Linked DNA regions of Homo sapiens: region 1 is linked to region 2. The links are chromatin loops, found by intact Hi-C in ENCODE. Cell type or tissue: PC-9. All regions are shown on one strand. Links, peaks and the distances in the headings refer to the core of each region. The heading gives the core; the rest is flanking DNA.

What was found. Peaks named below come from ENCODE experiments on the same cell type or tissue, not always from the same donor. Only the 100,000 strongest peaks of a DNase experiment are listed, where the experiment ranks them.
Region 1: a loop joins it to region 2, with 10 times the contacts of the local background. A loop is called at or near these places in 4 of 110 quality-filtered maps.

What each region holds. Positions count from the first base shown.
Region 1 is chr17:48,524,066-48,529,435 of GRCh38, reverse strand. HOXB1 (homeobox B1) reads left to right here. Exons shown (of 2, transcript NM_002144.4): 2 at 1-910. It overlaps LOC105371808 (a long non-coding RNA gene), which reads left to right and starts at 1,929. Exons shown (of 4, transcript XR_934811.2): 1 at 1,929-1,993. In PC-9, for the core only: no CTCF peak of the experiment used is centred there; no DNase peak of the experiment used is centred there.
Region 2 is chr17:48,454,994-48,460,363 of GRCh38, reverse strand. It overlaps LOC101927166 (a long non-coding RNA gene), which reads right to left. Exons shown (of 6, transcript NR_110804.1): 4 at 5,091-5,345; 5 at 4,574-4,626. Among named protein-coding and RNA genes, the nearest start is that of SKAP1, 27 kb to the right of the region's middle. In PC-9, for the core only: CTCF peaks have their summits at 2,742 and 2,943 (motif pointing right); DNase peaks (open chromatin) are centred at 2,953 and 3,543; H3K4me3 peaks cover 393 bases.

The DNA.
Region 1 (5,370 bases), core at 114-5,113, 69 kb before region 2:
TAGGGCTGAAATGCCAGTTTAGAGCTGCCTGGGGGTGGGAGGGGGGATGGGGAAACATTTTTCTCAGACCTGGGTGGCTGGGGGCCCTACAGGACCAGAGGCCTGGGAGGCATGGAACCTGTCAAATGTAGAGGGAAGGGCTTCTGCCTTTGATCTGGGGATCAGCTCAGTGTCAACATGTGGTGGGGGTGGGGGCCAGCCTCATCCTCCTGGATTCATCCTCCTTTCCCTTCCAACTTGGGTTTATTCGGTTCAGTGCCTTCGAGCTTTGAGGAGTCTCCTCACGCACTCTTATCCTAACTCCCCCTTCTAGGCCTGACACAGAACCTTAAATTTTCTTGTGTGGGAGGTGTTTGGGTGCAGCCATATTATTATCAATGCTTAATCCAGTCACCACAGACCTTACAATAGCACCAGCTGCCTTGTGACAGACCAAAAAGCCCCCCGCCCCCATCTAACCCCATTAGCCCTCTCCTGGCATATTTATATTGCACTAATGCAGCCTTCAGAGGTTGTTTTCTGAGACCTGCCTCCTCACACCAGCGACCTCATCACTATGTCACCAAAGTGTTTTGGAACTTGGTATTCCAGAGACTTCTGGAACGCCGTGCAAGGCCTGCCCCCAGCAAGCCACAACCAGGAAGGTGCAGGCACGCCCCCACTAGCTCCTCCCCTATTTATTGCCTCCTGGAAAACCCAGGACCCTCTTCCCCATCTCCACCCCTACCCCTGGGGGCAGCCCAGGGAGAGCCAGGCACAATGAGGGCTCCCAACAGCTGCAAGGATTTATCTGAACCTTTGAGAAAGAGGAGGAGCCATCTAAGTTTCTGGAAACCTGAGCCCCAAGTGAGCCCGGGTTCTCTCTGTACCTGCAACTACCTCATTTCAATAAAGTCTGTGTTTTCCCTTCTTCCTGCCTGCTTCTGTTTCTCCATTCAGGGGTAGAAGAGGCCTCATACTCCGTGCACCGTGGAGAAGAGGTGAAGAAAGAGTGGCCATTGGCTGGTTGGGCTGGAATGAACTGAGCTTTAAGATCTCAGCTGGATAAAGAGAAGGACTTACTGGGTGTGGCCTAAGCAGGATTGGGTCCCAGGCATTCAGGCTTGACAGTTGTCAGTCCCTTGGTTATTGGGAGAATCCAGAAAAGCATGGAAGAAGTCTGTGGAATGAATGCAATTCCCAGAGATTTTTCTTTTTCTTTTCTTTTTTTCTTTCTTTCTTGCTTTCTTTCTTTCTTTTTCTTTTTCTTTTTTTTTTTTTTTTTTTTTTTTTGAGACAGGGTCTGGCTCTGTCGCTCAGGCTGGAGTGCAGTTTTTTGGTTTGTGTTTTGTTTTTTGGTTTTGTGTTTTGGTTTTTGTTTGTTTGTTTGTTTGAGACAGGGTCTCGCTCTGTTGCTCAGGCTGGAGTACAGTGGCATAATCTCCGTTCACTGCAACCTCTGCCTCTCAGGTTCAAGCGATTCTCCACCTCAGTCTCCAGAGTAGCTGGGACCACAGGCGCACACCACCACTCCCGGCTGATTTTTGTATTTTTGTAGAGACAGGGTTTTGCCATTTCGCCCAGGATGGTCTCCAACTCCCGGGCTCAAGTGATCTGCCCGCCTCCGCTTTCCAAAGTGCTGGGATTACAGGCGTGAGCCCCCGCGCCGGGTCAGCCCAGAGGGTCTTGAGAGGAAGACGGGAAAGAAGAGAAACATCTGTTTGGAGAGGACAAAAAGAGGGTGTTAAAAAGAGGAGGAAGTGTGGGGGAAGGCGACGTGAACTCTACCCCTTCCCTTCCCCCTCACCTGCCTCCCTCCCGCCCAGAGCCAGGCCTGGCTTAGACTCCAGAGGGGTCGCTGACAAACTCCAAATTGGCACACAGCTTAACACCCCCACTCCCACCCCAGCCCAGCGCCCTTCCACCCAGCCACTCCTCGGGGACGTCAGGAGTGGCTGCCTGAGTCCGGCCGCAGCCGGCCAGCCTCCGCAAGGCCTTTCCGCCTGGGCTCAAGGTGAAAGCCCTGGGTCTCCGGGCACTGGACGGCAGGAAGGAGGTGGCCGCGAAGGGGCCTAGTGGGGGGCAGTGTGCCGGGCGGGGGAGGGGAGACCGAGGTCTGGAGAGGGAGGAAGACGTCAGGGGCGGGGGGAGTCCGAGGATGGTCGGGGGCCTGACGGCGGGCGGAGGAGGCCGAGGTAACCTGGGATCCCGGGCTGACCTTTTTACCTCGAAGCGCCTCTGGGCTTTCCAAACAAGCCGACAGCGCGCCCGCGGGGGCAGCTATTGTCTCCGGGCCGGTCCCACTGGCAAACCTTTGGTCGGCGGAGGCGGGGGGCCGGGGCTCAGGAAGCTCCGCGGCGGGCAACAAACCTCGATCGCTCTCTGGCCCCGCCGAGCCGTCGAGATGCCGCGGGCCTCGGGGATCGGGCCCTGGTTTATTGATTCCGGTTACCCCGGGAGCCCAGATGCCCAGGGGCCAGGATGGAGGCGGGCCAGACCAAGGCGGGGTGTCTTCTCCACACCCTCTGATCTATTTAATTCTTGGTCTTTCGAGGGAGGCAGCCAAAAGGACTAGAAGCGTACGTGAGAAACGCTGAGCATTTGATTCCTAATGAAATTGGTGCCATTATATGAGAGGCAACGTTATCAATAATTGTATAGCCCAGCTGGAGAGGAAGAGAAGTCTGTTGCAATAAGCAGCCTAGCTTTCTCAGAGGCTGATGTCTTGCCCTTTGTCAAAACAAAAAAAAAAGGAAAGAAAGAAAAAGAAAAAATTCTATTAACTGCTTTTCTGCATTTAATTGAAATTGCCACCAAGCTTGATTCCCCAAAGAGGTCACCTTGACAGAAGGGAGAGAGTGAGTGTCGGTGGAAACAAAACTCCCCTTCCTTGGAGACATTCAGTGTGAGCCAGTGGAGCCTTCTGGGTTGGGGTATTTGTGGATCCTCCAAATTTTGGACAAGTGGGCAAGAAAGCAGGGAGGAGGAGGAAGGTGCGGTGGTGAGAGCAAAGCAGAACCATGAGTATGGTGGAGCAGGGCCTCAGAGGGGCCGACAAGTCCTTGGGGAGGATTGATGAAAGGGCCAGGAGGAAAGAAGAAGGCTGCTGGCCCATTTGATTTTTGATCATAGCAGAGGGAGCCACCAGATTCCCCCAGGGAAGGGTGAGGGACAAATCAATTCTCTGTTCACACAGGGGCAGGCTCAAAATAATATCCAGTGAATGTAAGCCTTCCATCTCCTTAGATGCAGAGATCCTGACCCCTTCCTCTCTCCTACTTGCACTCTCCTACTTGAATTCCACTTCCAATCTGAGGCCCTAGACAGGCCTACATGGGAGACATTAGGACAAAGGAGAGAATGGTAAACTAACAAAAACATTTTGCCCCCATTGAGATAAATTGATAGTCTTCATTGTTTTTTGTTTTGTTTTGTTTTGTTTTTTTGAGACAGGGTATCCCTCTGTCGCCCAGGCTGGAGTGCAGTGGCCTGATCTCAGCTTGCTGCAGCTTCGACCTCTTGGGCTCAAGTGATCCTCCCACCTCAGCCTCCCAAGTAGCTGGGACTACAGGCGCATGCCACCATGCCTGGCTAATTTTTGTATCTTTTTGTTGTAGAGATGGGGTTTCACCATGTTGCCTAGGCTGGTCTTGAACTCCTGAGCTCAAGCAATCTGCCCGCCTTGGCCTCCTAAAGTGCTGGGAGCCTCCGTGCCCAGCCCTTCATTGTTAAACTTTCCAGAATAGATGCCAAATTGCTTCACTCATAGACTTCTTCATGTCTTTCAGATTGCTGTTTTTTTCATAGCTCTGGGAAGGAGGGTATTATATTTACTAGGAGGTCTGAAAGTAATTTTTTTTTTTTTTTTTTTGCAAAATTTGAAAGCTGTCCACCCACACCTCCATTTCCCAAATGTCAAAAAATATCTCCAGTTTGAAAACAAAAAGCTTGAGTTTTTTGAGTCTTGACTGTCTTTTTTAAAAATTTAATTTAAGAGATGGGGTCTCGCTGTGTTGTTCAGGCTGCTCTTGAACTCCTGGGTTTAAGGGATCTTCCCACCTTGGCCTTCCAAAGTATTAATACTGGAATTACAGACATGAGCCACCATGCCTGCCTAGTCTTCATTCTTCACAGGAGGGAGAATTCTCTAGGCTGGTTGAAAGTTTGTCAAGATTTCTGAGGAGCCCCCCACTCCCCACAAACCCGGGCATCAGGTAGGGAGCCAGTCAAGTCTTCACTCCACCCAATCCTCTGCACCATCTGTTTCTCAGCCAGAGTGTGAACTTTTCCTCTTTCCTTTGCCTTTTCCCTCAGCGTTTGTTCTCCCATTGTGAGGCCCTTTGATCTCCTGAACAAGAGAGAAAGAAAAAGATTTTGAAGACCCTGAAGCTCTTCTTCTTCTTTTTTTTTTACGGAGTTTCGCTCTTGTTGCCCAGGCTAGTGTACAATGGTGCGATCTCGGCTCACCGCAACCTCTGCCTCCCAGGTTCAAGCAATTCTCCTGCCTCAGCCTTCCTGAGTAGCTGGGATTACAGGAATGCGCCATCATGCCCGGCTAATTTTTGTATTTTTAGTAGAGACGGGGTTTCTCCATGTTGGTCAGGCTGGTCTTGAACTCCCGACCTCAGGTGATCCACCCGCCTCAGCCTCCCAAAGTGCTGGGATTACAGGCGTGAGCCACCATGCCTGGCCAGCCCTGAAGCTCTTCTAACTGTTAATGCAAGTTTCTTTTTTTTCTTTTCCTTTTTCTTTTTTTTTGAGATGGAGTTTGCCTCTTATGGCCCAGGCTATGTGATCTCGGCTCACTGCAACCTCCACCTCCCAGGTTCAAGTGATTCTCCTGCCTCAGCCTCCCAAGTAGGAGTAGCTGGGATTACAGGCATGGGCCATCCCGCCCGGCTAATTTTGTATTTTTAGTAGAGATGGGGTTTCTCCATGTTGGTCAGGCTGGTCTCGAACTCCTGACCTCAGGTGATCTGCCGGCCTCAGCCTCCCAAAGTGCTGGGATTACAGGCGTGAGCCAACACGCCTGCCCGGCCAATGCAGGTTTCTTTGTTGTGAGCATTCCTTGTGCAGATAGCACCGGGCTCCTGGGAAGGAGTTGGTGGGATGATGTTTAGAAGAGAGTGTGGATGGCAGGCTTGGAGGAATCTCTCCAGATGACAGACAAGGGAGATCAAAATGAGCCAGAGAGCAGCACCAAGGAGTTGGGGGACATGTCTAGGATATCTGGGTTCAAATCCAAGCCCTGCCTCTCACTAGCCCTGTGGCCTTGGGCAAGTTGCCTAATTCCCTGTGCCCAGTTTCATTATCTACAAAATAGGGATAACGACAGTACCTATTTCATGGGGTTGATGTTGGGATTAAATGAGTTAATATGTGTAAAATGCT
Region 2 (5,370 bases), core at 106-5,105:
TCGTGGCAAAGGGTAGAGGTGCAAGAGACCAAGCTTAACCAAGCAAGTAGAGTTAAAGCCTCTGTTTACATTCCATTGGCTAAAACAAGTCACATGGCTAGACCCATCATCAATGGAGTGGGGAAGTTTGCTCCCCCAACGGAGGGAAATAGAGAAGAATGAATGTTTGCTGAGCAATAATACACTCCACCACAGGGAGGTTATGGAGTTTCCTTCACAAGTGGTCTTTACAAATAGAAGAGGTTGTTATCTCTCTGGGTTCCTCTGGGTACCATATTACCTGAAGTATAGCAAAGGAAGACCAGAAGACATGATTTCTTAAAGATGCCTGTTTTGGTACAAGGGCAATGTAATTTGTGTTTGATATCTGGTTGCCACTGAATCCCCTTTTCCTTTTCCACCAGAGCTGTGCCATGGGGGTGATTTCCAGGCCAAGTCTTAATATCAGAGTCTCTGCATGATTGTATACAAGTGACAGTCACACAGCAAACATAAATACAGATGGCTCTGATACCATCGGGGAACAGTATTCCTGCCATCGGGCCAGTTTTGTCTGCTGCTACAGTGCAGTTAACTCTGGAATGAAATTGGAAAACTAACTGATGGTCAGAGAGGACTGGAAAGATTTTCATTTGTAACTGAGACAGGCAGGGCTCAGCAAAAGGTGATGCAAGAGCAGATTTTACCATAGGCTCAGTAAATCCAGCTAACAAACATGCATGCATTGTATTGAATCACTTAAGGATCTAAATATTTGAATGTATTCAAATGGAAAGACGTGATTGTGCACTCACACCCTCAGCAGTTTTTGACTCCAAGGCTTCATATTCTGTACCCTTTGCACCCTTGGTGATAACCTTTCCTTCTTCTACCTCAGTGTGCTCATTCTCCCTCTTCTCCCTCCCCAATATCTGTTATCAGGAACTCCTTAGGTCCTACTGAAAGTATAGTCCCCAGACCAGCAGTAGCTGGTCTCAGGTGCATCACCTGAGAGCCTGTTAGAAATGCAAATTTTGGGGTGCATTCCCCAGACTTGCTGAATCAGAATCTCTGGGTTTGAGGTGGGGAACAGTTGTCTCAGGAAATTGTGTTTTCATAAGCTCTTCAGATGAGAAGTTAAGCACATACACAGAAGTTTGAGAACTAGGGCAATTCTGACTCAGTAGGTCTGGGTGAAAGCCATGACCTGCGTTTCTAACAAGCTTGCAGATGATACTGATGCTGCTGTCTGTGGACCACACTTTGAGTAGCGCTGCTTTAGAACTCAATTACATACACATGAAATGATGGCCAACAGTTAAAAGCCTTACTGGTCCTAAGTGGATAGGATCAAAGTCTTAGTGAATAAAATGAGCCACTAATGGTGGAATTTTACGCAACAGCCACCAGGTTTTTTTTAAAGTATGTTTTGAGCCGGGCATGGTGGTTCACACCTGTAATCCCAGAACTTTGGGAGGTCGAGGCAGGCGGATCACTAAAGGCCAGGAGTTTGAGACCAGCCTGGCCAACATGGCGAAACCCCATCTCTACTAAAAATACAAAAATTAACTGGGTGTGGTAGAGTGTGCCTGTAATCCCTGCTACTCAGGAGGCTGAGGCAGAAGAATTGCTTGAAGCCAGAGGTGGAGGTTGCAGTGAGCCGAGATTGCGTCACTGTACTCCAGCCTGGGCAACAGAGCAAAACCCTGTCTCAAAAAAAAAAAAAAAAAAAAAGGAAATGTATATTTTGGTCAGAGGGTGGGCCTGGAGCCTCTGAAGCCACACTGTGTGTGATTACCTTCCATCCCACATACAGAATCCATCCTGTCAATGGATGATTAAAGAATGAATGTAGCACGGGGGGAAAGCACTGGGCTGGGAGTGAGGAAATCTGGGTTCCAGTTCTTGCGCTGTCACTGAGATTGTGCACGTGGTTGGGTCCCTTACCTCTCTCATACTCATCTATATAACTGAAAAAATGAACTGATGAGAGATACACAATCTCCAGCATCCCTGCCCCACTGTGCCCACTTTTTCGCCTTGGTTTTTCAAAAATGTTTGTGGGTAAATAGTAGGTGTATACACTTATGAGGCACATGAGATATTTTGGTACAGGCATGCAATGTGTAAGAATTATATCATGGAAAATGGGTATCCATCCCCTCAAGCATTTATCCTTTGTGTTACAAACAATACAATTATACTCTTAGTTGTTTCAAAATGTACAATTAAAGTATTATTGACCATAGTCCCCCTGTTGTACTATCAAATATTAGGTCCTATTCGTTTTTTCTATTTTTTTTTTTTTTGTGCCCATTAACCACCCTACCTCCCCCTCAGGCCCCCCACTACCCAGCCTCTGGTAACCATCCTTCCACTATCTCCAGGAGTTCAATTGTTTTCTTAGATCCCACAAATAAGTGAGAATATGCGATGTTTGTCATTTTCCATCTCTTTAAAAATTATACAAGGTTATGATTACCTTAGCAAAGATTTCCTTTCCAGACGAGTAAGCGAGTCTCAAAAAATGGTAAACCAAAGCTGCAGAATTGAGGGCCCATAGAGTTGAATGCTGTGAACCATGAGTAGAGTTGCGCCCGACTCTAACCATCCCACCACACCCGCCTTAGTGCCTACTCAGGGTCGGGGTCTCCACTTCCCACTTCCTAACTGGGTGACTTGGGGCAAATTACTCTCTCTCCTGGAACTGTGGTTTTCTATTCCATAAAATGAAGATGAAAATAACACCTACCTAATAGGGTTGTTGTGAGGTTTAAAATCATTAATACATGTCAAGTGCTCAGGACAGTGTCTGGCACGAGAAGAGCATTCGATAAATGTCAGGGACTATTATTACTCCAGGAGGAGGAGGGGCCGCCCTCATCAGCCCCCGCCACAGACTGTTGAAATCTCAAGCCCAAGCTGCAGGTCTTCCTCTGTCCTGTAGGTGGCGCCTCCCCGCGTTGAGCGTGCCACCTGCGTCCTGGAGCGCTTCGAGAAAGCGGAAAGAAGTAAGTTTTCACATCTCTGCTCAGTTCAGGATTGCTAGAGAGGAATCTTCTGCAGTCACCTGAAGCCTGTGCCCAGGACAACCAGGTTTTGGGATCCGATTTCCTTCCTGGAGTGGCTTTAAATCCATTTCTCGCTGCACCCCACCCCCATCACCTGGGCGCCTCCCCTGCACCTGCAACCCAGAAAGACTCCTCCGAGGATTGCACTCCCAGCACCTGAGGTAGGCAGTTGAGTGGGAGTTTCTTTGCTGCTCGGTTAAAATGACAAGTTGGTACACGAGTGCTTAATGAAAGATGCTGGAAACCTCCTTGGAGATCAGAAAAATCGCCTCTCCGAGCTGACAGCCAGGCCATCTGCATTCCCGCATTCCTATTAATTCCTTAACAATAAACGACAGGAGCGCCTAGAGGGTTAACAGCTTAATTTAATCTCTGAGATTCCTTCCTGGAGCATTGAGAATTAGAAAGGCATTTACACAACGTAATCTGCACACCTGATTTTTCCTCACTTGATGTGTCTGGGACTAGTCACACCCATTTCTGACACATCTCCAGACAGAGGCTCTGCCTCTCTGGCTGATGACTGCATAGTCGCCACAGGTTGCTGTGGACTCTGAACCACGTGACTGGACTCTTAGTGTCACAAGATCTGGCTTCTTAGCAGCTGCCCCCATAGTTGCTTTACATTATGTTCCCAGGGCCTTTCAGGGACAGGAAGGTCCCCAAATAGAGATAGAAAGGTGGTGCCCAGTTGGGAGTGAATTTCCTTCCCTTGTGGGAAGCAAGGCAAAAATGGGAAGAGGTACGTGGTAGCAGCAACCAGCTTGGAGAGCTGTGAGGTCAGATTTTGAGAGTCCCTGGCAGATTGAGAACTATGCTTTGGAAATGCTTGACTCTAATGCCAGTCCTCTCATTTTATGGGTAAGGAAACTGAGACTTGGAAATGTCTAATAAATTTGTTTAGGCCCTATGTCCAGGTAATGTCAAAGCCCCAAAGTAGAATTCAGGTCTTTTTACTCCTGGACAAATATTTGTTTCACGATAAGGTTGGCAAATAGATTTCATCTTGCATGGTAACTCCCATCATAGGCTGGTAGGGGCTGCCCAGGGCCCTATGGGCTTCTCAGGGTATGTCCAGGCATAGCAGGAAAAGCCTCAGTGACCATTTGAAGATGTCTTCCAGGAACAGGGAAGGAGCAAAGGTGCCAGATATTTGCTATCCCTGCATTTTTCATGCTGTTTCCTTCAGGTTAAAGCATTTAAAGGCTCTATTAAAATGGAAATGTTAGCTGGGAGGGGTAATGCATTAAGCCATTATCTGTCATTAACACCTTGGGTAAAATACATTGAAGATTAGTTTGCTAGTTGCCCAGCAGGTCCCTGGAGGAATGACAGTTTTGACCCAGATAGGGGCCAGGGAAATGACACACAGCCCTGCCCATAGGGGTGCAATATTTGGAGGCCCACTGCAGATAGGAGTTAGGTTGAACACACTGGATATCTAGTGGAAAGAACTCTGAGGGACCAAGTTAGGGAAAGAAGTGACCCTGAAGACATTTTTGCACAATTCTCTCTTGGTTTACCTTGTATAACACAGTTTCTACCAGTCACATTGCTTGATCCTTCGTCTCTCCACCTGTAAAATAAAATTAAAATTTTAAATACCAATGCTTGGCTCCTACCCCAAGCCAATTAAATCAGAATGTCCAGGAATGGGACCCTGCTCTCCCTTTCCCCCAACACTTCTCTATAGAACATTCTGGTCTTGGTATTAGTCATCGTACTGAAACAGGAAATTTTCCTTGACCCCTTCATGGACCTTGCAACAGGGGTGCCTCAGTTACTTAGCCCCCAGCTCTCAATCCCTCACAGGAGGGGGAGCACACAAGTGAGCAGGTGCAGGAGCCAGAGTGACTGCTTTTGGGTGCTGGCAGGAGCAAAACTGTGCAGCCCTGCAGCAGCATCTGTGGGGGTACCCGCAACCTCTGAAGACCCAGAGGGCATGTGTTACAGTGTGCTCTTTTAGCTTTTCTGTCCATGAATGGCTTAAGTGTTAACAGCTCAGTGGAGGGTCAGTGTGACAACCTTTTGCACCCATACCTGAGTCCTTGCAACCAAGGTTGCATGAAAAAATTGAAGGGTGATGAATGCGGAGAATTTTATTACTGATGAAAGTGGCTCCCAGCAGGATGGGGAGCTGGAAGGGGGATGGAGTGGGAAGGTGATCTTCCCATGGAGTCCAGCAGTCCCCTGCTGTACACTTCTCCTAAGTCCCACCATCAAGCCATTCCTCTGAAGTCAAGCTGTTTCTTTCCAATGTCTGGCTACTTCTTCTCTTCTCTCCTTCTTTGCCATCTGCCAGTTGGGCCAGGGGATTTAA